Regions from separate parts of the Homo sapiens genome. Here region 2 is linked to region 1. Evidence: read pairs that join two places in POLR2A ChIA-PET (ENCODE). Cell type or tissue: GM12878. All regions are shown on one strand. Links, peaks and the distances in the headings refer to the core of each region. The heading gives the core; the rest is flanking DNA. Region 1 overlaps RFX3 (regulatory factor X3). Region 2 overlaps RFX3 (regulatory factor X3).

Region 1 (16,095 bases), core at 5,257-13,256:
TTCATTCCAACTCCTGAAGAAGTTAATTTGAAGGGCCACAGGAAGTTATTTGCTTCTTTGAAGTGCTTTCCAACTGTATAGATCTCATGAATTAAATCCTCCAGGCAGATGATGCCATATTTGGTTGATGCCAAGATGTGGCATATCTTGGTTGATGCCATCCAGGCAGATGATGCTCAACCAAGAGATTGACCAATCAAAATGTTATCTGTCAAGGCAATTTGCATCTTATTGATTTGGCCATAACCACGCTTGTAGATTTGTTCATTTGCTGACTTCAGGTTTGGATATCCCCATGAAATATATGGTTCTACAATCCTCAGTATGTTAACTGAAGCCTTCTTAAGCTTAACCAACGTTCTATTGAAGAATAATTTCACTTTTTAAGAGAAGGCAGGTCTTAGGACTGGGTCTTTTTAAGCAAATGCAGCTAGCCATATCTCATAAGTATTATTTAATTTTTACTATATTCAGTTTTATGAATATAAGATAAATCTTATATTTATGTCAAGAGATGCTGGCTTTTCATTTTAGGTCCAAAGTTTTTGTTTTAAATTAATTCTTTTAAGTAATTTTATAGAAAACAGTTAAGTAAAAAAAGTAACAGGCCGGGCGTGGTGGCTCACGCCTGTAATCCCAGCACTTCGGGAGGCCGGGACAGGTGGATCACAAGGTCAGGAGATCGAGACCATCCTGGCCAACATGGTGAAACCCCGTCTCTACTGAAATACAAAAAATTAACCGGGCATGGTGTTGCACGCCTGTAGTCCCAGCTACTCAGGAGGCTGAGGCAGGGGAATCGCTTGAACCCAGGAAGTGGAGGTTGCAGTGAGCCGAGATCACACCATTGCACTCCAGCCTGGTGACAGAGAGACTCATCTCAAAAAAAAAAAAAAAAAAAGTAACAATATAGTGGGCATCTTGGATAAAGCAAAAAATCATGAGGTAGTTTGCAAAAGACAGAATATTAGAAAATAATGCACTGCACATCATACACTATAAATTATACTCTTCATAAAGACACCAACAAAAGACTTTTACTTTAGAGATTTACATTTCATGCATGAATTAAAACAAAAATAGCTGTTTCATTGTATCAACTTACTATTCATCTAAATCCCTGAAGAAAAGAAAAAGAGTAGCAACCATAATACTCCTCTAGCAAGGGTAAAGTTAATTTTGAAGCAAACTGCTAATATATTACCTACTTTTTAGGAGAACTGCATTTTACTGATCCCAGTATTCTGATAACAAAACTTATATATAAACACAGTTTCATAAAGTATTCAGACAACAAAGAAATAATCCAAGTAAAATGCAACTGCATCCTTTATGCTCACACTTCCTGCTATTCCACTTCACAGAGATAATGGTATACAATCCTCCAACCCCCTACCAATAATTTCATCCTCATGTGTTTAACTGTGTCTACACTAACTAGGAGAGTTAACACTAACTGCCACACACACAGCCTCCCAGTGGTAACTCCAAAGTTACCTCTCTAACTTAGAAAATGTTTCTAAGTTAACTCTCTAACTTAGGAGTTACCACTGGGAGGCTGTCTGTGTGGCAGTCAGTGGTGCAGCGGGCCCTGCTCCACACGCTCACTTGGGGACCCTGGTTAACAGAGGTTCCACCACCTTTTAGTTGTGTCACTGTGATGTAGGCTCGCAGCAGCTGAGAGATTGTAGAAGCATACTAGCTCCTAAATGTCTTGGCTCACAAATAATACATGGTACTGTTGCTCATAGCTCACTATTGAGAATATGCTACAGGACCCAACACAAATACAAGGGAAACACCATAGGTGAGCATTTTATGCCCCGGATGCAGTGTCTTTTTATAGGAGAGTACATATAGTATAGGAACCTAGGTGAGATATGTGTGTTTTCCTACTTCTTGTTTGTTTTTTTGCACTTAACAATACATCTTTGGAGCTGTTTCCAAGTGCGTGTATACGTGTGTGTCTGCACATACATACACGCACCAACTACTTTGGTTTTAGAGTACTCCATAGTATAGACGAAGCTTAACTTATTTAACTATTTTACTATTAAAGAACATAATGAACTAAGTTTTCATTTATACAGTGATGTGCTTATTTATTCCTGGTCTGATATCACTCAGTTTTGATTACCATAACTGTATAGTATCTTCTGAGATTAAATAAAACAAGTTCTTTCTCTACCACTAGTCTGTTTTTGGCAAATTTTCTTTTCTTTTTTTTTTCTTTCTTTCCTTTCCTTTTCTTTCTCTTTCTCTTTCTTTCTTCTTTCTTTCCTTTCTTTCTTTCTTTCTTTCTTTCTTTCTTTCTTTCTTTCTTTCTTTCTTTCTTTCTTTTTGGCTATTCTTATGTACATTCAAAAGTCATCTGGGTGTTTCAGTTGGATTGCATTGAAATCATGCATGCATTTGGGAGATAAATGAATTATTTATAATAAGGAGCATTCCCACTCAAAAAAGTAGTAGTTTCCCCATATCCTTTGTAGCAAAACTCTCATTTTAAAATTTAGGCCTTCTTAATGCCCTTTCATATGTGAGTTATATGCTTCACTCTACCTCACTGGCTATGAGTAAAGTATTATGAAGATTGATAATAGATTTCAAAGTGGTAGGGTAAGGAGAATTCTAAAAATGCCTCCCCCTCAACCAAGATTAGAAACTCTAATTCCTATAACTTGTGAATACAATGAAAAATACCTCCCATGATTATCTTACGTTATATGGTACAGCTGACGTTAAAATTGAGTAGGCCTGCTCTAGCCCATGAGTCCTTAAAAGCGGAGTGCTTCTCTGGCTGGTGGCAGCAGTCAGAGTCAATACATAAGGCCGTATTGTTGCTTTGAAAATGGAGGGGCTACAAGAGAAGTCAAGCAGGCAGCCTCTAGGAGTGGGGAACAGATCCCATCAGACAGCCAACAAGATAACACAGAGGCCTTAGTTCTGCTATTCTGCCAGTAACTCAATGAGCTTGGAATGGATCCTTCCCCAGGATCTCTAAACAAAAGCCCCATGTGACAGACACATTACTTTCAGTCTTGTGAGACATGGAACAGAGAACTCAATCAAGCACCCCCAGACTTATGACCTCCAAAAATTGTGAGATAATAAGTGGGTGTTGTTTTGAGCTACTACATCCTTGTAATTTGATACACAGCAAGAAGAAACTAATCCAGACAGAGTCCAAAGGAATTGTTACCAACATTTTACACCTCCATGGGTTTTCAGAATTCCCCAGGGAAAAGGAAATACACTCGGAACCACTTCCCCTTTCTTTGCTTTTACTTTCATTGACATTCCCTAATTAAGAGTAACACACATAACAACCTAAATCCTTAATTTCCTGCTAAATGTTAAGGCTTTGGTGAAATACAAGGATAATTCTTCCTCAAAAAGTTCGAATAGTTAAGTTACAAGCAAATTGAAAACTAAAAATATCAAAGGACAAGACGAAATCTCAAAGTCAATGAGTAAAGTATCACATGAAAATTTAGGAGAATGCTATCATCAATCCCTAGAATTGAAAATCTATTTCACAAGAGGTTAGGATATATAAGATAACCAGAGCTATTTCAGTATTTTAGCTACATACATGCAGTGACTACAATGTTTACAAGAGAATTCAATATTTTGGTAAAATAGGAATTAATCCACAATCTCAGTTCCACTAGCATAAATTGTTCCACTGTTGATCTTCTGCCTCTAAGTGAAAATGCAATTTATTGCATAATATATTACCTTTCTAAAACTTATCATACTCTAAGAAATATTACTCTGAAAGCAGTTTAGAGAAATCCAAACTGATATATAGCTGATTTATATAATTTAAAAAAAGATATATTGAAAGAAAATTTTAATGATACCAGGATGACAAGACAAAATAAAATAAGCTTCACTTTGTTTGTGTGTTTCTATTCTATCTGAATCCTTTTTAGTAAAATGTGTTCCCTTTGGCACTTGTATGACATTTTTAAAACAAAAGAATAAATAAGGTAAAGCAATAAAAAATTAGTGAATATTAAAGATAATGGTTTCAATTTCAAGAGGACTGAGAACAACATAGTTAAGTTTTAGAATCTTAAAAAATATAGAGAAAAGTAAAAGGGCATTGAAATAATTTAAAGATAAGAAAATGGTCTTACCAATAAGATAGACAGGGATATCATTTCCTTAACTGATTTTCTTTGACATCTCCGTGGTTTTTGGCTTAGTAAACAAAAGATATTATTGACCTAATTACCAAAGTGTCCCTGCACATTGCTGTAACAAGTTTCAGTCAACTGACAGTCACTGGGAATGCCTAGCCACCTAAAATCTATCACCCACCTGCCTGGAACCCTTCAACAAAGAATGACTCCTAAGTACTGTAGTTTATAATGTGAACTGGATGACAGAGTTAATTTCAATGTTCTGTCATCCACTTACATCTTAGTATAACTAGCTTCCTTGCAAAAACAGTGGTAATTCTGATGTAGACGAGAGAAAGATAATTTTATTTTGTAAGTAAGCTCCATAAAGTCAGGAACAATGTCTATTTCTTCTTTACTACTTATCACAATTGCTATTAATAGTACAGAGGGAATCCTTAATAAGGATTTGGTGAAGGAAAGGAGGCAGATACAAACTGAAATATGACAAGTAGCTTTGAGCTTCCAAGGAAAAAATCACAAAGGCAAATAGCACACCAGGAGAAAAAGATAGGAAGACAGTGAAGAGTGCTGGAACTATTCGTTTTAGTCCGTTCAGTCTGCTACAGCAAAAACTGGGTAACTTACGAACAACAGAAATTTATTTCTCACAGTCTGGATGCTGGGAATTTCAAGATCAAGGCAGATTCAACGTTTGATGACAGCCTGCTTTCTGGCTCATAGACTGACCTTCTTCCTATGTCCTCACGTGGATGGAGACAGGGGTCTCTCTAGGTTGTCTTTTGTAAGTACACTAATCCTATTCATAAGGACTCCATCCTCATAACCTAATCATTTCCTAAAATCCCCACCTTCTAATACCATCACTTTGGGGGTAAGGATTTCAGTATATAAATTTTGTCCACAAACACAAACATTCAGACCATAGAAATTTCCAAATAAAGGAGTTCTATTTTTCCTTATTTCATGACTTTCTTACTTCATACCTCCACCCATATGCTATTTTACAAGAATAAAAGTAATTGAAATGGTAGAAATTAAAATTCTACCATAAAAGGACTGCTTCTGAAGATGTAAGAAAGCTTTGTAAGCACTGACAACAAATCAGATAATTACTTAAAGAATACTTTTACACTAGCGAAAGCAAATGATATTTTGAAGCCAAGAACAAATGACTAAAGAAATGGATCACAAATTGCTGATGACTAATTTGGGGCTCAATTAATGACGAATTAGATTTACAGAGCAGTTGTTTTTTTGTTTTTGTTTTGTTTGTTTGTTTGTTTGACACGGAGTCTTGATCTGTCGCCCAGGCTGGAGTGCGGTGGCGCCATCTCCGCTCACTGCAAGCTCCGCCCTCGGGTTCCCGCCATTCTCCTGCCTCAGCCTCCCGAGTAGCTGGGACTACAGGCGCCCGCCACTACGCCCGGCTAATTTTTTTTTTTTTTTTTTTGTATTTTTAGTAGAGACGGGGTTTCCCCGTGTTAGCCAGGATGGTCTCGATCTCCTGACCTCGTGATCCGCCCGCCTCGGCCTCCCAGAGTGCTGGGATTACAGGCTTGAGCCACCACGCCCAGCCCAGAGCAGTTTTTTTAAGACTGCTGGTTAGGATGTTTCAAATTATTAAAAAAAAAAAAAAAATTAAATGATCCCTAGAGCAAGTTATCCAATGAGTACACATAGGTAATATATAGGGTTCAATTCAATATTAATTATTTATCCTCAGAAAACTGAACAAAATACTTATTCAAAAGTAAGTAGTTTTGGAAATTATAATATATTTTTATGATTCCTTTTTCCAACCATAGTATCAATATTCAGTCCCTTGCCTACTCTGTGGTTCAAAACAGTCTTCAATAAATTTACAACTCTATCCTTTCAAATCTTCTATGAAGTACATGATTTTTAAAAATTATTTTTTAAAAACTATTAATTATATATATATATAATCTGTGAATCAGAACAGTGTTTGTTTCTGGGATCGAGGGATGGGGAGGGTAGAGATTGGGACGAGCCAGAGGAAAGTTTTCTAGAGTGATAAAAATGCCTTAATTTAAGTGTGGGTTACACAATCACTTCTCAAAACATAATAAACTGCATAAATTGATATCTGTGCACTTTACTGTAAATAAATTATAGCTCACTAAAGATTAAAAGCAAAAAAGTATACAAAATATTTCTCCTTTCTCCACTATATAAAATACATGCTTATACAACTGCAAATTGAGATTAAGTATTTTACTTTACAATGTCCAGATAAGTAATTCAAATTGGTGCATGTGTCTATGATGTGGGGTGTTTCCTCTCAGAAAACTGAACAGTAATGTATTAAGTTTCTCATAATGACATATGGCCACAATAGAATGACAAAATATCTGTGGGAGTAATGACCAAGAATGTAATTAAAAGCAAAGACTCTTGAAATTACTGTTGTAACATAAGATGAATCCTTTTTTAAAAAAAGCAAAATATTATTAAATTATTTAATATTTGCAGGAAAGACTAATTAGGAGTAAAGTCATTCAATTTATTCACTATTGTATGTGTATAACTGCAAGGGAATATTATTAGTTGCTATCAAGGGTAAGTTCTCTAAACACCAGGGTTGCCTGTTTATCATTTACAGCGGCTTCCATTTTCAAAAATTCAGATGTCTCTGTTCATAGTGCTAGCAATAGCCCTTTTTTATTTGCCAGTGGAGTTAAGATAAAGCAAAATGAATTTAGATACTTTAAAATCATGCAACCAATTCCATTTCTTTAGCAGCACAATTAATTCTTACTCTTTAATTTTAATACTTTATATTAGAGCAAAGTACTTAGGATTAAATAAGTGTTTCCGCTTACGCAGCTCTAAAATATATTACAATAACTATCAAATAATTGATATAGATATGCTATGACTTTGGGGATAATTTCAGTGATCTGTATAACTAAAATCATTTAAATTACTATTCAAATGATGATAATTAATAAATTATGAAGTTTTACATGTGGCCAGAAATTTAAATTATATAAGACTTCTTTTCATTAATTGTATTATCCTGAAAAAGCAGCTATAGAAAATAGACTCATCAACTTAAGTAAGATGAAAAGACGCTACAGGAAGTCCAAGAAAGAGTAACATAAATTACTAAATGATTGAGAAATGGCATAACAAAGAAAACCTAAAATAATTTGGGTTAGTAGAGAACAGAAGGCTAGTAATAATAGTCTTTATTCAAATAGAGGAAGGAATACTATGGGAACAGACACTTTCAGTACTTTGCCCATTGAGAAAAGGATCTGAAAACAAACTCAAGTAGCAACTGGAAGGACTATGTTTAGGTACCAAGAAAAATTCCCTTTACAGTTTCAACACTTTACAGCCTAATAACAGAGGTGGCTATAAATTCATATCTTTGAAAATGTTTAGCCACAATAGAGATTACCTAAGGTAGTCATTATTCTAATACCTAAGTGGTAAATATTACATGCCCCAAATCTGTATACATTCACCCTTACCTCTTCAGTGTACACCGGCCAAGCTTCTCACTACAGCAACTGTATTTCTTTGCCTGAGAGATTTCTTGGTACCCTAATACCTTCTTTGCCTACCATCACATTAGCTAGCAATACCAGGAAATTAACCACCCCTGTATCTCTCTGCCTATGACCAACAGAAATACGTGTATAAACACCAGAGGCTTCCTCATCCCTCAAGTGGGATAACTCTGAGATGTGGGATAATACTGGCTCCCCAGATTTCTCCATTGTGATAATTATCCACAGCTGTATCTTATATAATAAGAAAAACTGTATTGGATAAAGCCCCTTTCTGTCTGATTTTCCCAATATCCTACCACTATTTCCAGGGATCACCTCCCAAATAAACTACTTGTACTTAAATCTTTGTACCAGAGTCTGCTTCTTTAGTACCCAAACTAACGCAGTATATATGCCATCTCCATGTAGCACCTGCCATCTTTTTTTTCTTTCTTTCTTTCTTTCTTTTTTTTTTTTTTTGAGATGGAGTCTCGCTCTGTCACACAGGCTGGAGTGCGGTGGTGTGATCTTGGCTCACTGCAACCTCTGCCCCCCAGGTTTGAGAGATTCTCCTGCCTCAACCTCTGCCTCCAGGGTTCGAGTGATTCTCCTGCCTCAGCCTCCCGAGCAGCTGGGAGTACAGGTGCCCGCCACCACACCTAGCTAATTTTTGTGTTTTTAGTAGAGATAGGGTTTTACCATGTTGGCCAGGCTGGTCTTGAACTCCTGACCTCAAGTGATCCGCCCAACTTGGCATCCCAAAGTGCTGGGATTACATGCATGAGCCACTGTGCCTGGCCTCACCTCGTATCTTATGTACTTAACAGTTCTTCCATTTTCTACTTAAATCTCTTGGAAAAAAGGTTGCAAACACAAGAAAAAATGGTAAACTACTATCTTCCATCTTTCATTGTTATAATACAAAACTAAAAATAATATCAAAACAGGTATTTAGTACTAGCCAACTATTCGTTGCCATATCTCTATGTTTGTATCTCTAAGCTTGAATACTACTCCCTATTTTTAGGTGTGTCAGTAGGTATGGGGGAAGACTAGCAAATATTCATGAGGCTTTATAGATACTCTGCACCAAACTGACCTCACTGACTACTCCGAGACAGTGAGAGAGAATGGATGAGGGAATAAACTCCTCACTCTGCAATTCAACATTTTCTTAAAGCTCTTTTCCAAAATCAACGGAAGTCCATCTTTTGGCAGCTAAGACCACTTAAAATCACATCACATCCCAAAAGAATAAACATTCCACACTTCAGACAATATCTTTCTAGGTAACCTGAGAAAGCTAATTCACACTCCCACCCAGAAAAAATTATTAGAGATCTTTAAAGATTTCTTTGACACCTATGTAGTTTAAGAAAACTGTTAAATAGAGAATTAAAAATTTTAGTCCTAATTGCCTGTGTGGCTGCACTTCATTTCCCTGGGCCTCAGTTTCCTCAGCCTTAAAATAAGAAAGTCAAAGAGATCTGTGTTTTCTCTTCTGTTCTCCTCCTGGCCCCTTCAGGAATAAAAGGTATAAGGAAAGGTGAAGCTCTAGGTTTCCCAGTTCTGTGAAGTTCTGGGAAGATCAATTTTATATACAGACCTGTTTGCCAAAAGCAGGAGGACAAAAAGTATAGGAGGAGGAGAAGGCGAAAGATTAGGAAGAGAGAAAGAAAAAGAAAAACAGACTTTTAAAAATACAAGTACCAGCCAAGCACAGTGGCTCACGCCTGTAATCCCAGCACTTTGGGAGGCAGAGGCAGGCAGATCACGAAGTCAGGAGATCAAGACCATCTTGGCTCACACGGTGAAATCCCGTCTCTAATAAAAATACAAAAACTTAGCCAGGAGTGGTGGCATGCGCCTGTAGTCCCAGCTACTCGGGAGGCTGAAGCAGAAGAATCGCTTGAACCCGAGAGGCAGAGGTTGCAGTGAGTCGAGATGGCACCACTACACTCCAGCCTGGGCGACAGAGTGAGACTCTGTCTCACACACACACGCGCGCACACACACACACACACACACACAAACCCCACAACTACCACTTTACATCCATTAGGATGGTTACTGTCAAGAAAAGAGAAAATAAGTGTTGGTGAGGGTGTGGAGAAATTGGAACCCTTGCGCTCTGTTGGTGGGGATGTGAAATGGTATAGCTGTTATGGAAAACAGTATAGCAGCTCCTCAAAATTTTAAAAATAGAATTATCATATGATCCAGCAATTCCGCTTCTCAGTATATACTCAAAATAATTGAAAGCAGAGCCTAAAAGAGATATTTGTACAGCCCATTCATAGCATCATAATTCCCAATAGTACAGCTTGTTCATAGCATCATAATTCACAAGGGCAGGGCCAAAAGGTGGAAGCAACCCAAGTATCCAAGGGAAGATGAATGAATAAACAAAATGTGGTATATATCCATATAATGGAATATTATTCAGCATTAAAAAGGAAATTCTGATACATGCTACAACACGGATGAACTTTGAGGACATTTCGCTAACTGAAATAAACAGATCACAAAAAGACAAATACAGTATGATTCTACTTATATGGCAACTAGGGAAGCCAAATTCATAGAAACAAAATTACAACAGCAGTTACCAGGGGGAAATGGGAAATTGTAATGGGTAGAGAGTTTCAGCTTTGCAAGATGAAAAGAATCCTGGAGACTGGTTGCACAACAATGTGAATGTAATTAACACACTGAACTGTACACTTAAAAATGGTTAAGATGGTAAATTTTGTATTTTACCATAATTTTTAAAAATACAGGTTAAAAAAAAAAACTGGAGTAGATAACATTTAAGACTTCTTCCAGCTCCACAGTCTTCAAATTAGCATTAACAACAGTTACGTAATTTATCATTGTCATGATACAAGGTTCATGAACAAAATTAGAACAAAAAATTATTTATCCCATAAATATTATCCATACTATTTGCAGTATGTACATTATAAACATTAATCTCTATGATCCAACAAATGAGCCTCAGTGACTAATATTTACTCAAGCTCTCTACAGAGATTCACTAAAGTATTACCTAAATGTTGAAAATCTTATGGTCAAATACAAAATTCTTCAGATTGAAGATTACTACTGATCTCTTTCCAAAGCTGTCATCTCCACTATGAAGACCATTAACTCCCAGTCAGAATTATAGGAGTGCGCCTGATAATACACTCTGGTCAGACAGCTATCAGGATGAGCTGTGCACATGTCTGCCATTTTACTTTGATTCTGATCCCAGTGAGCAAGACCACACCATGATGTAGCTTATTTGTCTTATCTAACTCTGTCCATGGCATGCTGCGGCCACATTTAAATTTATTCAAACTAGCATACCATCTAACCATATATTACCAGGTTTCTCAATACAAGCTGATAAGATTTCTAAAATTAAACAAATTTCACATCATTTTTAGTATTCCATTTATTTCTTACCAAAAACATGACCTCACTTATGTTACTTTTTCATTATTAAAGTTATTTTATTCTTGCTTTCCTTGGTTTTAAGTTACAATTTTAAAAGGTTACTTACACCTATGTGAGTGTATTATAGAAATCCATTTAATTAGACACAAATTAGCCAGGCATGGTGGCTCACACCTGTAATCCCAGCACCTTGGGAGGCCAAGGCGGGTGGATCACAAGGTCAGGAGATCGAGACCATCCTGGCTAACACGGTGAAACCCCGCCTCTACTAAAAATATAAAAAATTAGCTAGGCATGGTGGCACACGCCTGTAGTCCCAGTTACTCAGGAGGCTGAGGCAGGTGAATCGCTTGAACCCATGAAGCAGAGGTTGCAGTGAGCTGAGATAGCGCCACTGCACTCCAGCCTGGGTGACAGAGCGAGACTCCATCTCCAAAAAAAAAAAATTATACACAAATTAGGTACTTACTACTTTAAATAAAAGTAGAAAGGGAAGAATAGTAAGCTCTCAGTAGGCAAAGATATTAAGATATACAGTTGGTCAATAAGCACATAAGAAGATAGTATTATTAGTCATCAGAGAAATACGGATTAAAACCACAATGAGATACCACTATATAACTCATTTGCATGGCTAAAATTAAAAATATTGGCAATACCAAGTTTGACAAAGATGTCAAGCAAGTAGAACTCTCATATACTGCTGGTGGGAATATAAAATAGTATAACCAGTTTGAAAAATATTTTGGCAGTTTCTTATACGGTTCAACAAACAATTAACCATGGGACTCAACAGGTCCACTCCTAGGTATTTACCCATGAGAAATAAAAACCTATGCCCTGAGAATATACGAATGTTTGAGACCAGAAACAACCTAAATGTTCAACAATAGGTGAATGGATAAACCAACTATAATAAATATTGGTATAATGAAACATTACTCATCAATAAAAAAACCTCTCATACACACAATAACATGGATGAACTCCCAAAACATTATGATGAGTGCAAGAAGCCAGCTTGCACAAAAGAACATATGTTGTACAAAAGCCAAAATTGACAAATGGGATCTAACTGAACTAAAGAGCTTCTGCACAGCAAAAGAAACTACCATCAGAGTGAACACGCAACCTACAGAATGGGAGAAAATTTTTGCAATCTACTCATCTGACAAAGGGCTAATATCCAGAATCTACAATGAACTCAAACAAATTTACAAGAAAAAAACAAACAACCCCATCAAAAAGTGGGCAAAGGACATGAACAGACACTTCTCAAAAGAAGACATTTATGCAGCCAACAGACACATGAAAAAATGCTCATCATCACTGGCCATCAGAGAAATGCAAATCAAAACCACTATGAGATACCATCTCACACCAGTTAGAATGGCGATCATTAAAAAGTCAGGAAACAACAGGTGCTGGAGAGGATGTGGAGAAATAGGAACACTTTTACACTGTTGGTGGGACTGTAAGCTAGTTCAACCATTGTGAAAGACAGTGTGGCGATTCCTCAGGGATCTAGAACTAGAAATACCATTTGACCCAGCCATCCCATTACTGGGTACATACCCAAAGGATTATAAATCATGCTGCTATAAAGACACATGCACACGTATGTTTATTGCAGCACTATTCACAATAGCAAAGAGTTGGAACCAACCCAAATGTCCATCAGTGATAGACTGGATTAAGAAAATGTGGCACATATACACCATGGAATACCATGCAGCCATAAAAAAGGATGAGTTCATGTCCTTTGTAGGGACATGGATGAAGCTGGAAACCATCATTCTCAGCAAACTATCGCAGGGACAAAAAACCAAACACCGCATGTTCTCACTCATAGGTGGGAATTGAACAATGAGAACACTTGGACACAGGAAGGGGAACATCACACACCGGGGCCTGTCATGGGGTGAGGGGAAGGGATAACATTAGGATATATACCTAACATAAATGACAAGTTAATGGGTGCAGCACACCAACATGGGACATGTATACATATGTAACAAAACTGCACGCCGTGCACATGTACCCTAGAACTTAAAGTATAATAATAAAAAAAAGAATATATGTTGTATGACATCATTTATTGGAAATTCAAATAAAAGTCGTGGAAAATATAAAGCGATCTAAATAACAGAAAGCAGACCAGTATTTTCCTAGAATTTGGATGGGAGAGGAAAGGTACTAATAACAAAGAAGAGGGAAGTATTTGGGGTAATGAAAATGTTCTGTATTTTGACTTTGGTGATGTTTATACAGGTATATATGTTTGCCAAAACTCATCAAACAGTACACTTAAATAGGTGGATTTTATTGCGTGTAAATTATACTTAGAAATTTTCAGTTCGGTAGTTTCTGAATTTTTTTATTATGTTTGCTTCTTAGTTAAAAATATTTACTTATAAATTATATACATGTTCTAGTGTATAAATATAAGTATACACTTTACAAAACATACAAAAATAGGAATTACAAAATAAAAACTAAAGATCAAATATTTAAGTATCCTGTTCATTGAGGCAACTTCATTAGTTAATTTTACAGCACAATATACACTTGGATAAGAATTCATCACTGAAAATAATACATACAATAGACATAAATCCATGTGTCAAAAATCTTAGTATTTGGAATTTTAGAGCCAACTTCTTATTTAGGTAATATCTTCAAATTGTTACATGACTGTCGAAGAATTGGACAGGTACTCATTCTGCCCTTTTCTTGTTTCTGCCTGCAATATTAATGCAATCTTCAATCTGTAAGCTATATGTGGAAAAATTTTTAAGCCACTTGTCAATATTATGAAGTTAGTTTAAAATCAGACTACATAATCCATTAATCCACCTTGCTGAAAATGGAAAGTGTAACAAACAAGTTGCATTTTTCGCCCCTCAGGATGCCTCATTCATATATATGATATGTATAAGTTTCTATATCTTGGCTATATCTCCTATTTTTAAGTAAAAATAAATAGAAATAAAAATTCTAACACTTCTTTCTCATATTTTTTTTCTTTCTTTTTTTTTTTTTTTTTTGAGATGGAGTTTCACTCTTGTCACCCAGGTTAGAGTGCAATGGTGCAATCTTGGCTCACTGCAACCTCTGCCTCCCGGGTTCAAGCGATTCTCCTGCTTCACCTTCCCAAGTAGCTAGGGTTACAGGCATGCTCCACCATGCCCATCTAATTTTGTGTTTTGAGTAGAGATGGGGTTTCATCATGTTGGCCAGGCTGGTTTCAAACTCCTGACCTCAGGTGGTCCGTCTTCCTCAGCCTCCCAAAGTGCTGGGATTACAGGCGTGAACTACCATGCCCGGCCTTCTTTCTCATATTCTAGTAAGTCTTGTTGCACTAACCTAGAATAGAGATGCTCCATTTTGGATACATCAGATAGTGACTGCTTACGCTATTCAGAAATTATAGTTTAAAAATTGGAGTGTGTGCCTGTACATATTCAACACTAAACATGTAAATAAATTACTGTCAATTTAGAAGGCAACTCAGTCATAACCTAGTTCACTCATTATTTCAACAAACATTTACTGAGGACCCATTATGTGCCAGACATAGTGCATGCAAGGTTGGACTACAGTGGGAGCAAAGGGAGACATGGTCCCTGGATCATCAATGTACATTACAGTTTTGGGGAGAGACACTAATTACCTGAATCAATTAAGACCATACTAATGAAAAAGTCTGTGAAGGAAAGGTACATGGGCTAGGAGAGTGCATAAAGGAAAGTTAATCTAGATAGGACAATCAAGAAGGCTTCCCTGGGGTCATGACTGCTGACCTCCACAAAATATTATTAAAACATAAGCAAACATAAAGCAAGGTATAAACAATGACAGTGTGGGACCAACTAGTACAATGAAGTTGGGTTTTTTTTTTATTCAATTTGCCTGTGATATCACTTAGCTTTAACATTTTCATATTAAGACTGGTTCTCTTTCTCCTCATTAGTGCAAGACAATTAAAGTAGTTTAACCTAGAATGAAAAAGATCATAGGCAAATATGAAACACACTGAAATTGAGTGGAAATCTCAGTTATAATGTGGTTATTCAGCTCATCTATTAATAGATTCAATTTGTAGTTTCATTAAAAATTTTATCTAAATAAGCACATACACCTGCACACACACACAGAGATAACTGAGAATACATCCATATACCACACTTTGAGAAACACTACTCTTTGCAACCATTTGCATGTCTCCAGTTCTCAGCAGAGTATGTGACATACAGATCAATAATTTGTACTTATATCTGTAAAACGCTTTGCAGTTTGCAGAGCACCACTACATCAATTATTTTTTCATTTGACCTTTATAACTTATGGGCAATTTATTTATTTATTTATTTATTTATTTATTTATTTATTTATTTACTTTAATTTTTTTTATTTTTGAGACAGAGTTTTGCTCTTGTTGCCAGGCTGGAGTACAATGGTGTGATCTCAGCTCACTGCAACCTCTGCCTCCCAGGTTCAAGCGATTCTCCTGCCTCCGCGTCCCAAGTAGCTGGGATTACAGGCATGCACCACCATGCCTGGTGAAGTTTTTGTATTTAGTAGAGATGAGGGTTTCACCATGTTGGTCAGGCTGGTCTTGAGCTCCTGACCTCAGGTGATCCACCAGCCTCAGCCTCCCAAAGTGCTGGGATTACAGGCATGAGCCACTGCACCCAGCCTCATTATGGGCAAATTATATTTCAAAGATAAGAAAACTAAGACTGGTGGTACCCTGAAGAAGTACCACCCTCTCTAGAAAGTTTCCCACAGCTTCCTCCTCCCACCAACTGACTCACCTCTTTGCTCCCACATCCCCTATGTATACCTCAGACATTACCATTCTTTATGTCATCTTCTGTTTACCTACCAGTCTCTTTGACCTAACATCAACATTCTTCATATCACAGCACCAAACAGGGTTCATGGCTCATAACAGATGCTCAATCAGTATTATAAAAAGT
Region 2 (16,095 bases), core at 123-8,122, 91 kb before region 1:
TTTTTCCCTATTTCTAATTATATTTACAAACAAACTAGTATTCTCACCATCCAGACACTTGACCCCTACATTGATACTAAAATTCAACTGCATCATTAATATGAAGTTACTATGAATAACAATGACCCTAATATGTGAACAGGACATACTCAAAGATGCCTGCATGCTGACAACAAATATGAAGTCACCGAACCTGGTAGAACATCATACAAACTAATGCTCAGCTTGCCTTAGGAAATGAATCAATCTTGGATGTTATCAATTGCAACTCAGATAAATGAAATTTTCCAAATAATTGCCAAATCTCTCATAATGACATTTACATTTATTTCTTATGTGACAGTATCTTACAAACAACTATGAAAAACAAAAAATAAAGTCAGAGGGGGAAGAGATTGGAAATCAGTACAGCACTCTTCATCCTCATGAATATAATTTTAGTGATGACTCCTCATTACAAAAAAATTGATTGCTGTTTTCTAATGAGAGAAAAGAACTCAGATCTAATCTTTTACTTAATGGAAAAACCTTCTGGGAGGTACTTTTCAACTGGGGCCATATCCAAATATAACAGAAGAGTTAGTGTTGTGATGTGCTAGATGCCTTGTTTATTAAAAATTTAATGTTTTTCTGATTTTTTTTTCCTCCTTAAAGAATCATCTTTGAGAAGCAAAGAAACTTCATGAGGCAAAAAAGCACTTTGTGTACATGTGCGGCAGAGCAGTTGCTAGCCATTCTGTTGTAGCAGACTTGAATGATTTTAACCTTATTTTGTTCAGGAAAGTTTCTTTTCCTTATTGATTCATTCCAAGTTTCAACTGATTTTAGCTTCCCCTTTTCAGCTATGGAATTGTGTCTCATTAATAAAATAGCCTAAAATTGTTTAACCATGTTTCTTCATTTAAGTTAATGGAGTTTGGGATTCACAGAGCTTGAATAAAAGTGGTTAAAGGAATTTGAGTTATTAATATTTACCCTGGAGGAGGAAAAAATGAAAATAATTCCAATAGACTTCAATTACATTAATTTTTAATACAGGATTGCAAAATTATTACAAGACTTTGCCCAGTTATGCTCTGCCACATTTCTTTGTCCTACAAAGCATTTAACATACTACAGGTGCTTAATAGGCACAAATATCAAGGGCAAATGGAATTTAACCATAAAAGAAAATGACTTATATTCCACTTAGACTGTAAGTTTTCAAAAGACAGATGTTACATCACAATCTAACTGCGCACAATGCTTAGGAATACTATAGCCTACAAGCAAAATTGTCTGCTTCCTTAGGAAGATGGAGACAGCTGTTAGTATTGCAAATGAAAGTTCCTAATGAAAGGAGAGATTATATTTTTAATAAGGAATCAAAATCATGATGCATTATAATTAACATATGATTATACTTAATGATACTGAGTGGGAAACACTAATTAGAGATAAACTATATTATGTGGGAGATGAAAAATGCATCAAGATCAACTTTTAGGGCAAAGAAGGAGGTAAGTTGGTAAATTCTGGAGAAACTATGCAGGTCAGTACTTAGGAAAAGATTTTATAATACACAGTTGAAATAAAGAAAAACACAGAAAATATATCAGAACTTGGAAATGAGTGTTTTTTCATTCTAACCACAAGAGTAAGGGTAGCACGGTGAATAGTGGATTGAAAGATGGACAGAGATTGAGCAAAGACACACTATGTGCATTCATTCTTGGTTGCTTGGCTACAGGACCTCTGCAAGCCAGAAGCATATGTTATGCCTCCTGGGAAAAGGTCTAGGGACAAAGTTTAGGATGGGTTTGTGCCATAAAGAATGACATCAAGATGGTAATATGGAATACAGCTCATGTACAAGAGGGCTAATGTGGGCCTGTAAGTATGAGAGAGCTTCCAGGTAGTGATAACTTTTGCTTTTCTTGCTTTAAGTAATGAATCATGTCATGGTATATCGACAATGTATTGTCTGGCAATGGATTGGAACTTAGAAAAAATCCCCAGAAATCAGAAATACTGGACTGAGAAAGCCTAGATCCTCATTTTCAAGGTACCCTAACTAAGGAAAATATCCTACCCCTACCCTCACCTCTGAAGTTTGTGTCTTCCCAAAGAAGGAGGGAGTTTAACAGGAAGTCAAGAACAATCACATTAAAAACAGGCTAAACAAATACCAGTAGCAACTGATTCTTCTTGGAAACAGTGGTTGTAGATTATATATCACTGCTTTTGAAATCTAAGTGCATATCAATATCTAGGTAGTTTTTCAAAAAATTCAGGTGCCTAGGCTCACCCTAGATCCACTCCCAAAATATTTGAGAATGGAGCTTAGGAACTGGTTATTCTAACAAGTTTCTGAGGTATTTCTTAAGTAGGTAGTACAGCCTAATCCACAGGAGCCTGTTGGTCCCAAATAGATTCCTTCAGCCCAATGTTGTAGAAATACATCAATTAATATTAGAAAAACATCATTTTAAACAAAATAAGTCATTAATTTTTAACTTTTCTCAATAAACTATATTTGGAATGTACAATAAATATATTTGAATGAATAAATGTTTAAGGTAACATGCTTGATTTTATCATATCATCAACTGATTTTGTATATATATCAAATCAATTTAACAAATATTTATTGAGCACATACTGTATTATGGGTAGGCCACTATAGGCACATGGTTTTTAAAATGCTGGGTATAAATATAATTTTTCCAAGATGTCTTTTATATTCTATTGGCTTACATAGTAATTCTACATTATGTTAACCTTGGTTGAATTTCAACTGACATTATAGCATTGAAACATGACTTGTAGATTTTCTGATTCTCTATACTCTTCATAAAATAATCACCATAAACTTTATCAAATCTACCATATCAGGAGAATAATAAATTTTAAAAAACAGGTAAGATTTCCATTGAAAAAAAAAAAGTCAAACAAAAACCTTCCTGTTGAATCCTTTAAAAATACTGAACTTTTTAATATTTAAGAGTATTTTCCTCCCTTTACTTCCATTTACTTTATGAATTAATTATTTTTAGATTTGGTTTTCCCAGAGTAAACTCTTAGTACTCTTTCATTGAGTGTGCTCTGAGAAAGACCTGTGCTTTATCAAATAATGAAACAGCACTTGGTTTCAAAATTAGTAAGAGGCAAATGATAATTTTAACAGCTTGCAACTCAATGGGTAATCAGTGCTAAAGTTGTTAATGATTAAGAAATAAAAGAAACTCTCATGCTTTAATAGCTGACTGTATGCATAAAACCTGTCACTAACACAGAAAACTTAGAAAATAATTAGGAATCTTCCTCCATGGGGTTAGTCACAGCTGCTATTTAGGACTTGGACAGTTGTAACTCTACTGTAAAAGTAATATTCTGTCAATCCCACACACATGGGTACTAAAACAGTCCAATGGAAGGCAAAGAATGGTATATATTTACCATTACATTCAACTAACAGCACCAGGTGGAAGGATTTTCTACAGATTAAATGAAACATTTGGAAAATCCTTTCAAAGTGGCTGAAAAATGCACATGCAAACACAAAATATAAACTGTATAGGCAAAAGGAGACATCATTATGTTTTGTAATTCCAGAAATTACACAATCATTTTATTTGCATGAATAAATTGAAATACTGAGCTCAGAACAAGGGCAGGAGGCTAGAATTTTCTACTGGAATCTTGTAATCTCTTTGGAAAAAACTGTCCCAGAAAGTCTTTAGATGACTTCATGTCTGAAATGAACCAAGTGATATAAACGCTAATGGATCAGAAGAAAATAGTAAATATGAAGAGTTCCACTCTTTTAGAATAGTAGCTAATTTTGATGTTACACTGAATATACTGATAATATATGCAAATGACTTCTAACATCAACCATGCTGGTTAATGATAGGTATTCCATCTCTTCCATTCTTGTTGGTGGCTCTCTGAGTATTTGTCTCTTCATTAGCTTTACATCTATAATCGGGCAAGAAGAGGTGGAAAAAATTAAATTGAAATGGGCTATATGTTAACTGCAGCAGGTAAAGGAGGAGGTTGAAGCTGCTGGCGAAAATCAGAGTTGTGGGTCATTCATTCATTTAACAAATATTTAGAGAGCACCGACAATGTGCTTAGAGCTCTCCCAGGTGCTGAGGATGCAGTGCTGAAAGAGGCAGACATGATTCTCTGATCTCATGAATTTCTTCATTGAGTCCTCTAAGCATAGGTGGTTTATGGTTAGCTGTATAGAACTGATATATTCTTGCTACAAGTATGCATGACACTTCTTTTATCTCTTACCCTTTCCCACCTTCTTTATTTGAAGAATGACAATCTGGCTCCATCTGATGCCAAGAGATAAACAATAACAACAACAAAAAAGGCAACTGAGGTTCTATCTAGGAAGAAATAAATTAGTGAGCTTCTTGAATACAGCAAAATTAAGTGGTCCTCAGTTTCCTTATCAGTAAGTAACAATATAATTGCCAATGAGATCTTGCATGTAATGTGTTTACTGAAAAATATTTTAAATGTTCCACAAATACTACTCAGGAGCATAAGTGGTGACTGTTATTATTAACAAACTACATAAATTACTATAGTTTGGTAGTTATTGAGTTGTGATTATTTATGTTTCTCCTCTCTTCAATAGAAAAGATTATCATTACATCACCAGGGAATTAATGTCTAGGAAAGGAATGATAAACTATTAACATCAATCAAAGTTAGAAACCACTAGCCTAGAGGTATAGAGAAATGGAAGCCCAATCTGACCAATTGCCAGGCTTCATTCTCCTCCAAAACACTAAATATCCCATAAGAAAGATATTTTTCTGTAGTGCTCATCATATAATAATGATCCTAATAATAATTATCTAACACTTTAACACTTCCAGTTATTAAAAAAATTTTCAGATACGTTATTCCACTTGAACTTCAAAACAATCTGTGAGATAGTCTATTATGAATTTCTATTTTGCAGATGAAGAAACTGAGGCTCAGTGAAGTTAAGTCATACACTCTGCAGAAGTGCCTATGTAGCCTGTACTCAATTCCCCATTTTCCAATTCTAAATATAGGGTTCGTTTAACTAGTCTATGAACCCTATATTAAGAAAGGCCATCTAATGATAAAAGTTCTTAAATTTCCTCTCTCACTTCTAAAAGAACGTGCATGCTTTTACATCTATCTACAGCCAAAACAAAAGTAGGCTTGCTGTACCATCTTTCCAAATGACCTCTTCTTCTCTCTTCTTAAGTGACATTCTTACTTCACATCCTGTGAAAGAAAGGTTTATTCTTTCACAGAATCCAATTGCTGTGAAGAGACCATGCAAAGAGGCAGGAGGTGGCACATTTCCTCAGTTACTTGAAACATACTCATTAAAATGTGATTTCTCCCTTTATTTCATATGCAAAAATTTTATTACGTGTATTTCTGTTTGGGTTATCTTACCTCTTTGAGGGTGGAATTCTCATGAGAATAAAGACAAGAGTTCTTAACCTGGTTGCTATATGACTGTGGATAAGTTATTTAACCTTTATGGACTTCGGTTTTCTCATCAACAGGATAAGTTGGACTAGGTGATTTCTTCCTTCCTTCTCTAACATTCTATGATTCTGTGTTATGTCTTTTAGATGTGATTGACAGATTGTGTATGCAAATAACAACTGATAAGTATTTGTTGAAGAAATGATAAATGACATTTAATATTTTGAGAATGGCTACTGGGATCAAACACAGCCAAGCATATTAACAAAAGCATTTGGCTTTTACTACTGGAATTTGGAAAAATATCTAAAATATACATGCCAATACTCTCTGTGTACTTCTTTTCATTATCAAAAATAAACTGCAGCAAATACTGTTACTTAGTTTGAAGAGGTGGAAATTACTGATGTCCTTTTTGCTCTATAATAATCTAACTTACTTATTATCTAAATTAGGGTAAACAAATTAGTCTATGAGTGCATTTCGTCAAAAACTGAAGATTACTTCATTTTAGTGCAAAAAAATTATTTTCATATGAAGTATTTTCAATAGAAGTTTTTTTTAAAAAAACTGTTACACAGTCTCCTGCCTCCTTAACCATGGTATTTTACCTCCCCTTGATTACCCATAATGCCATCAATATGCAAAGCAGTTGTTATATTGTGTTAGGCTAGATTTTAGTCATTAGAGTGATATTTGAAATATTTACTGGAGTGCCTAGGTCCATTTGCCCCTCCACGGAGTGTCCACAAACTGTTGTACTGAATAATTTTAAACAGAAGACCCTGTCTACTTGTATTTCTTCTTGGCAGCTGTCATAGTTCATGACTGCCTGTGAATCAAGTGGGCTCTAATCTCCTTTATTTTAGGTAAAATGGCTTGAGAATGGCTTTATCTTTTCAACTAACTGAAACTGCAGGCTCTATGACATCTGCTTTCCAATCAGAAGCTGTTTACATTTATTTTCCGACTCATGGCTATGTTCCATACAGTGGTATTGCTGGGAATTGGATTTATAGATAAATGGAGATTTCCTCTACCACCCCATCAAACCTTCAAGTGACACCTTGTATAAAGGAGCTCAAGAAATTGTGAGCTATATAAAAACAATAATCATTCTTATCCCTACAATGACTATAATTCCAAATTCATGAGAAAAATGTACAATTGAGCTCCAAAAGTTATATTTAATTAACAAAATAATCACTGCATAGACTTGCATTTCTTCACTATAAGAACATATAAAACAAATTTACATTATGAAAGATAAGCACACATGGATGCATTTAATAAACCTTCAAGTATTCAAACAACGTGAATATTTTGAAATATCTTCTATTTTATACTTTAAACCTTTCACATGTCATTTGTATTTTTACAAGAGACTGGCAGTCTCTTTATATAATTTTTACTGTATTCAGTAGAATCATTTGAATTTTGAAATTGAAAATTTTTTTAAGCCATAAAATATATTTTTAAGAAGTTCTTTTCCCACTGTTTTCAACAAATATTCTTAAATTAGTTTATGTCCACACCCATGAAAAGAAACTCCTTCTTTCCTGTCTAAATATTTCTGCACAACAGGGTAACTGGTTTCAGTTAAGGCTTATCAATGTTGTCAGTGGACAGATTCCTTCAGAGAGACCACAGAAGACTCCTGCTGCCCTATAAGAGAGGCCCATGCAATTGGCAACAGTAACACTGCAATCAGTTAGCAAGACATCATTTTAAGAGCAACTGTCTATAATCCTAAACTTGTATCATTAAAAAAACACAACAAATTAAAGGAAGTTTCAGTACTTCTTTGGTTCTTTCACATTCCTGTTTCGTAAGAAATAAGAATCAAATTCAATTTATTAATACTACTGAGATTCTTATATCATTTCTGAAATGTCTCCATATTTTATCTGTTTCCAAACTCAAGTACCACTATCCTGAGAATGCAGAGGTTTTTATGGCTTGCTAATCTTTATAGAATCTGTTTCATGAGGAGACCACAGAAAGTACTGGGCCTTACTTATGTAACTCAGGTTTTTTTTATAAAGAATGTCCCTTGAAGGCTTCTATTTCTATGAAAGCTTGCTAGAATTCCTGGCAGTTAAATCACAGGAAATTCCTTGCAGTCAAATAATGGGCTTCAACTGTCTTAGGTATAATTTATTAAGTTTTTATTCATACTTAAGTTTGAGTATATGTTATTTCTGAAGCAAACTTTCTTTTTCTTGATTTCACCATCATCTCCACTGTGTAGTGGTGCTATGCATGAGTGCAGAAATCACACCAAAAAGTAAAGGCTACAAGTGCTGCCATTAACAGATGCAAAAAGCAATCATAACCCAAAATAGTAACAATTTATTGCAACTCACACAAACTCTATGAGGTACTATCCAACTCTATGAGGTACTATTCTATAATTTATTTTATTATTTTTTTCAGAGCCCTTCTTATTTTTCACTGGCTACACATCAAAAAATAAGAATCAGCAATAAAAAAATAAGATTGAGAATCTGTAATAAAAAATCTAAAACCTTTAAGATATCTTTTATATAATAGCCAACCTTGAACTGAGTCTTCAGTCTGGTGCACTTACACTGGAAATTATGACTGTGTAAAAAGCCACTGAACAAGGATCCTTACCTCCAGTCTCTTTCCATTAAATATGTCTTGCCCAAAATCAAAAAGTCATCTCTCTAGAAAAAATCAAAGTTTCATTGTTTTGCTTCAAAGCCTTACATAGCTTCAAAGCTATGTTCTGCACAAAGAACAAACTTATTAGCTTTACATACAAGCAAATCCCTTAATATATGATCCAAACTACTTTTAAGATCTCATCTCCCACTAAACTACTCAACCACCTCCTTGATTCTCCTTCTGTAATACCAGCCTCAATAAATATGTCATGGACCATTTACCACAGACATCATGGACTTCACCGCTAGGTGAATTTTCCTTCTGCTTCAATATTTCTCTTTTTATGACTCCTCTAAGTTCCTACTCAAAGAGCACTTTCTCTAGAAACTTCCCAATCTCCCTTTCTCCCAGATATTGCCGAAAACTCCTCTGTATTGTGATAGTTCCTTGATCAAAGTTTTATTTTAGCACTTCCCAGACTGTATTCCATTTTTTTTCCATTCTCCATGTGCCTCCCCTTCTAATTTTTTAACTCTTCAAACATAAGAACTGTGTCTTATCTCTGCATGCAGGGCTTAACATCAGTATTGGCTGACTAAATAGTATAAAATTACTGTGTGATATATTCTTTTCTCAGACATTATCTTAGAGTTAATGCTTCTGACTAAACTAGCATGGATAGGGAGATGTGGCCAAGGCAACTAATCACTACAGATCATTACACTGGGACCTATGCAGAGGCCTCCTTTCTCCTACCTAATTCTGCATGCTCACTTGAAAAGAAAAATCATAACTTCTGTCTTGGTTGAGCTATGCTGGTAAAGAGGAAAGGATTTTTTCATTTTGTTTACTCTAAATTGTGACATAAGTCACATGGGACTAGAAGGCCCTTAGCTATGCAACTTTATTTTGTGCTTGTGCAAATCATTTAACCTCTCTGGGACTCATCTGAAAAAACAGAAACTATTAATGCTTTGATTGTCATAAGGTTTTAAAGCCAGACTAGACTGACATATTTTTCAAATCTAAGATCTATGATTCTATTCATCCGTCCATCCATCCGTCCATACGTCCATCCATCCATCATTCATCCATCCATTCATGAATGCTTGAGATCTCTTACAACTCTAATATCAGCAATTCTGTATCTATGAAAGTTGGATTCAAAGCAAATGTAAGGCATCCCAAACATTCTGCAAGAATTCATACTGTGTCAAAAAGAATGACTTGAGAGATGTGCAGAATAGCAAGTCAGAAGCTCATGAATACTGAAACAAATTTCTCCAGTTGGTATTTGCTTGGGTATGCTCCTTATGTTTTGTGTTTCATTTCCCTGTCTGAACAGTTTGGGATGTCACACTTAAAAGGGGCCAAACGGCTGACTGATAAGTACTTTTTAAAAATTTGGAAAACAGGCGAGATCACTGAAATTCTAAATCATATTTAAGAACTATCTGTAGTGAAAGCATGCCAACAATAAGAACGTTCTTTTATACTTAGGTATTTGTTCAGAAAAAAGGAGACCCGAACAACTAAGAAATACATAGCTTGGACACATCAATGATAACTTCAGAGTCTACCTTTGTTTCTGTTGCATGGGTTGTTGTCTCATAGCCATATACTGCATGTCTTCTTGCAGACGATTAAGAGGGGAATCTGGCTTGACACGAATCCCATAGTAGTGGTATTTGGAGTTTCCTCTTCATTAATGAACAAGAAACATTAGAAACAAAAGTCAGTCAAACTAATATTAATCACATGGGATGTCCATTAAACTTCACACTTGGAAAAATTTGGTAAAAACAGTAAGTTAATGTTACATATTTATGATTAACCTGTTCTGAATACTTTTATGTTTTTATGGTGATAAAATTTGAAGAATCAAAATAAGATTCCAAATCAATCAGCTAAAGGCCCTGCTAAAAATATTTGTTTATAAACTTCCACTTAAATATTAGTCAAACAGTCCATTTGTTCCATACAAATTACATTCCATTTTCAAATTTCTATTTTAAATTTAGTTAAGAAGGGTAATGATAGGAAAAAAGTTTTTGGCCAGTAAAAATTAGTTAACAGGCCAATAAAAATTAGTCAATGGAATACGTATTTATTGTAAAGCATGTATATAGAACAAAGAAAAAATCTTAATTCTACTTTCCTGGATAAGTTTGACATTTTTCTCTTTACTTCAGTGATGATGAAGTAAGATAACTTAATTGTCTGTTACAAAATGTTGTGGTAAAGACTTACTTAATATTTTGAAACCTAAAAAGAAAGTAAGCCTTTAATCTGTTGATTTTGAAACACATTTTATTAGTTTCTGTTTTTATGGATTTGTGTTAGTTTTGCAGGCTAAACAGGATTTGTCACAGAAGAGATGGGGAAATTTCTCTATGAAAATGGCAAATTTCCACCTGGAATAAAAATGTCACAATTTCCCCATGTTCATGAGAAAGACCATGTTTGCTATTAGAAATGACAAAGTTTTGCTCTGAATGGAATTTGCAAATTCTTGCAAAATATCATTTTAAATATGTAAATTATTGCAAAGAGAAAATAGTAGTTTTTCACAAGTCCATATATAGCAATACATCAGCACTTTTTCCAATTTTTTCTTCCATTTACAAAAAGAAATGCAAGAAGAGTGTGGATTAAATATTTTTTATAAAAATAGAGCAGAATTGCACTTCCAAGATTTAAAAACATATATTAAATGAACCTTATATATATTTGAAGACATTAAAATTATACTATATAAATTATATTGCCAGTTTTTAAAAAATGCAGGGCATCCAAATACCTACATGCTTTCAGCACAATAAAGCAGATAGAGAAACTTAACGCCCGTAAAGAAAGGTCTTCTACTTGCAGAGATTAGATCTTGTCTCAAAAATCCACTGCAGAATGGTGCAATAAGCAAAACCAAAAAATTCCACATACCCAATTTGTGGCGTTCTCCTGTACAAGCTGGAGGACAGTAGGGAGTAGAGGTACGGTAGGAAGCAGGAGACATTACTTACAGGACAAAACTACAGAGGAAAATGATGTCTCTCTTGTGAGACCTCAAATAGATGGAGTGCTGAGTTTCTTTTTGGTTTCCTACAAATTAACATTTTAATTGGGTTGGGAGGGAGAGGTTCTTTTTATTTCATTGGGAATGGTTGGGGGAGAGAAGCATATCCATGGTCTTCTTTACTCAAATTTAACTTGGAGATGGGATCTAATAAAAGGTACCTTTTTATTTGCCTTTGTTTAAAACAGTGATTTGATTTACTTTTTGTTTACTTAGGTCCAAAAACTTTAGAAAAGATCTGGTTCTGGTTTGAGTGGTTTCACCAGATTATTTTATTGATAGATAATATTAATAATAGTTCTACATATAGTTCATTTTAAAAAAAAGTATTTAATTTGCCTCATGATTTATATTAATTTTCCATCTGTTCCTTGGATTAGGAGTAGAAAGTAAATGCTAAACAGTTTCTATGGTAGAAAGAATGTCTAGTACCTCACTCCTACAATTGTCAGTTTTTTTACATTAGAATTCTGTCTTCATAGCACTTCATTTCTTTAAACTCCCTCCATAGTACTTATTTTCTCCTTATTTTTCTAGGGTTTGCTTCACAAACATAACTGTAAACACTACATACAATTAAAAAAAAAAAAACAGGAGACATAATTCATAATTGTTACCTAGTTGGGGGTGGGAGGAACCCAGAACATCAGAAAGTAAAAGCGGCAATATTGCAATACGTACTTACAGAGTATGGATTCTACTCATTCACAAAACCAAACAACCCCAATTTTGTCCCTTTCTATTTTAAAGACTTGTTTCAACGTTTGAATGGAGCCTCAAAATAGGACCCATTGAAATTCCTTTCAGTAACAAAAGAAGGACAACAATACAGCTATTAGAATGTTGAATAAAGCCCAGAGTTTCAAAATATTGGCACGGTATGCATAACTACAGAGCCACCAGCGAGGAGATAGTAGGTTAGGTCCCCAAATAATGATTTTTGTGGTTTTGAAAAAAAGTACTATAGAAACAAAAAGTTTTCTCAAGGGAATGAAAACTATTCCTTTAGTGTGAATAGACAATCACATTCTTCAGTTTAAAATATACTATCTTTTGAAGTACAGAAAGAAGGAAACATATTTATGAGAGAGCTAAACCTTCAGCAATCCAAAAGCTGTATAATCACTTAAAATGCTACAGAAAAGCAATAATTCATGCTAATACATACAGGCCTTGTAAATCTCATAAAACTGACACAGTGAAGGGGTTTAGGACATGCTATCCCAAACTATGGCACCTTGGCATTTGAAGAAACAACAGAAGCGGGCCACAGAAACCAGAAAAAATTCCCCTCACTCCTTCTCCTCTGAAGCAGGCCATAAAACCTAGCTTACTTTCTCCTGAAAATAGGTCATGAGACCCTCATTCCAGAGGGGTCCTCCTATACCTTGCAGAAAAGAACGTTCTTATTTTTGAAGACACAGGGATGCAGAAAAATCTGAACAAACAGGCCTTGCTGGGCTGGGTGCGGTGGCTCACGCCTATAACACCAGCACTCTGGGAGGCTGAGGCGGGCAGATCACCTAAGGTCAGGAGTTTGAGACCAGCCTGGCCAACATGGCGAAACCCCATCTCTACTAAAAACACAAAAATTATCTGGGCGTGGTGGAGTGGGGTGGTGCCTGTAATCCGGGTTACTCGGGAGGCTGAGGCAGGAAGAATCACTTGAACCCGGGGGGCAGAGGTTGCAGTGAGCTGAGATTGGGGCACTGCACTCCAGCCTGGGCAACAGAGCGAGAATCCTTCTCAAAAAACAAAACAAAAACAAAAACAAAACAAAACAAAACAAAACAAAACAAAACAAAACAAAACAGACCTTGCTGAGTTTCCCCCAGATTAGAACCATTAGATCATACCCCTAGAACCATTAGATCATACCCCTTTCTGTCCAATCATGTTTCTCCAGAACTATCCACTTCATCAGACTGCATAAAATACATACAGTTCTCTCTGTTTCTTTGGGCCATCATTTTTGAAAGCTCCCAGTCATGTAAAACTTATATTAAACAAATTTGTATCCTTTTCTGTTGTTAATCTTTCGTTATAGGGGTCCTAGCCATGAGTCTTGTGGTGGTGAGAAAAAGATCAATCTTTTCTTCCTACAACACTCACTCCTCTTTTTGGTATACATTTTTAATGAAGTCAATTACTAAGGAAGGCTGTGTTTATTTTATTAAGATTAAAAACTCTTCACTTTGGGAGGCCGAGGCAGGTGGATCACAAAAGAGATGGAGACCATCTGGACTAACATGGTGAAACCCCATCTCTACTAAAAATACAATAATTAGCTGGACGTGGTGGCACACACCTGTAGTCTCAGCTACTTGGGAGGCTAAGGCAGGAGAATCATTTGAACCTGCGAGGCAGAGGTTGCAGTGAGCTGAGATCGTGCCACTGCACTCCAGCCTGGCAACAGAAACAGAGTGAGACTCCATCTCAAAAAAAAAAAAAAAAAAAAAAAAAAAAAAAAAAAAAAACTCTTTACGAAAATACTCTGAAGTTGTGCTTTATAGCTAATTAAGGGTATATCACCTAATGTTGTATAGTACAGTATCTCTATTTTAACTTTTTATGTGATTTCTATAAGATTTAGGAAATTAAAAACATCCATATCCTTCTGTCCAGCTACTTAAAATATTTATCTTATGATAATTTATAGAAATATGGAAAGACAAAAATGAAGCCCCAGAGTTCTAAGTATTCTTTTCATGATATTTTGGTTAGTGAAAACACTCATATTTATTTCCAAAGGAAGAAAAACCAGAAACAACTTCTTCACATTGTTTCAATTCAATTGAACTATACTATGTTTTTCCTTCCACATACACATGGTTTCATATTAAGAGCAGAAAAAAAAGTAGGGGCTAATAAGAGGTAAAATAGAGCTATCTCATCACTGAGGAATTTAAACAATATTTTGCAAGTTTACCAAATGATTTTTAACTGGCCTCCAGAAATGAAATGAAAAAACTGCTTTAGTTTCTTACTCTATCCCAACAGTTATTTATAAAGACAAATGTAATTTTTCAAGAGTCAAGTGATACATAGTTTTCCATTTACTATGTCACTTAACTCATCATCATTAGTATGATTTCTTTCAATAAGAGAATACATTTTTATGTGCGTGTGTGTGTGTATGTGTTTGTGTGTGTTTTAAAGCACCATATGCAAATCTTGCATTAACAGGTTGGTCTGCTAATTTCTATGTAGTTTGAGAATCAGCTCTTCTCAAAGCTTTGCTCAGTTCATGTTTTAGACAACATATAATTGTGGCTTGGAAAGAAGTCACTGAATAATGTCCTTTCCTTTTCCTGGGGATGTTATAAACTGAGCTCATTCTATGTATTTCCTTATATATTGTCTGTAATCAAGTACTTTTGTTTAAACAATATATTGAATTGCCCTAGTTTGAAAAAGAGAGATTAGTTTATGATCTTATTTTTCAATACTAACCTAGTGCCCAATCTCCTGGTTCGTAGCCCCATAAAAATTGATCTTATTAATTTTCCAAAAGAGGCAGCATTGACTGGGTCCAGTTTGTGTTCCTGACAGTGTCGAAGGTAGTGGTTGTACAGAGTGCTTCTGGGAAGGCTCACTCCTTCTGCTGTCTCATAATTGTCCAACAGCCACTGGAGCTAGGGAAATAAGACACAATAAACACAGACAAATCACATAATTTGCCAAAATTTCTACAAGACACTGCAAATGCAACATACAGAAATACTTAGAAGTTCTTCATCAAGTCTTATGATAGAGTAAACTGCTATAATTCAGAAGGTGGTAATCTGCCTTTGAAAACGCTCAGAAACACTGTAAATAGCTGAACATCACTAAGGATCTCAGACAATATCCATTTCTTCAAATATTCAAGCACACGTAGAGACATACTAATTTTCCCTGTATTGATTCCAATTTTGAAAATAGACACCACTTCAAGGAGTTCAAATAATCCCGTTAACTGGTCATAAATATCAGAAATATGATTGCCACAGAACAAAATATGTTACCAAGCCTGGTAGCATGGTAAACAGTATGTCTTTAGTGTTGGCTTATTATAACATATGAACAGCAGGCTGCCTGGTATGAGTGTTTATATTAAAGTTACATTCCTTTTTATAGAATTTTAATTTATCTCAAATTACCACTAGATAATAACAATATTGTCTACTGCGACAGATTCTGAAAGCAGAAAAGACAAAATTCAGTCGTTTCTTCCCCAAATGAAAATAAACTGACAAGACATTGGCAAAGAGTTTACATGTAATGAAAAGGAATCATTTATTACAACCATTTTAATTTTTCTACCTCAAAACTGTGTTTATTCATTATTCTGGAAGGCACACTGCAATGATAGTTGGTAACACAATACTTTTTCAGTCTATGTTCACATTCTAAAGTTTTATGTTATCCTGTGTACATTACAAAAAAATCTTTAAAGCACTGAATGTACAAGAAAATTTTAGAAAATTGAATCCAAGTCTATATTATTGAATTTTAACATTAACAAAATTAAATCTTTTGTTCATTTATTTATTTATAAAAGCAGAACTGAAATAGACTTAAATAACTTTCTCAAAGTCACATATTGTCTCCATGCCTGAGTCTGGTTTCCAATTCACATTTCCTGATTACTCCAGACCAATGTTTCACAAAAGCAGTAAATATTTCACATTACTTGTGTCAACAAAAATTTTCATGCCATATGTAAGACAGGTGTAATAAAGAGCTGACATTTAACTTGCAATTCAAGTTATTATAAATTATAGAAGCCAAAGAATTCATTTATTGAGCACCAACCATGAGCCAAGTAATGTGCCAGGCATCTAGTGATGCAAAAATGAATGTGATCTCATCCTTGTCCTCTAGGAATTTCCAATGAAATGCTAAAAATAATATGGACATTTAAATAAATAAAA

Evidence for each region. Peaks named below come from ENCODE experiments on the same cell type or tissue, not always from the same donor. Only the 100,000 strongest peaks of a DNase experiment are listed, where the experiment ranks them.
Region 2: POLR2A ChIA-PET joins it to region 1 with 6 read pairs; 2 of 35 experiments call an interaction of 5 or more read pairs at or near these places.

Annotation. Positions count from the first base shown.
Region 1 is chr9:3,364,414-3,380,508 of GRCh38, forward strand. All of the region lies in intron 2 of RFX3 (regulatory factor X3), which reads right to left. Among named protein-coding and RNA genes, the nearest start is that of RFX3, 150 kb to the right of the region's middle. In GM12878, for the core only: no CTCF peak of the experiment used is centred there; no DNase peak of the experiment used is centred there.
Region 2 is chr9:3,278,445-3,294,539 of GRCh38, forward strand. RFX3 (regulatory factor X3) reads right to left here. Exons shown (of 17, transcript NM_001282116.2): 6 at 14,633-14,814; 7 at 9,687-9,806. Among named protein-coding and RNA genes, the nearest start is that of LINC01231, 100 kb to the left of the region's middle. RefSeq lists an enhancer at 12,460-13,261. In GM12878, for the core only: no CTCF peak of the experiment used is centred there; a DNase peak (open chromatin) is centred at 3,158.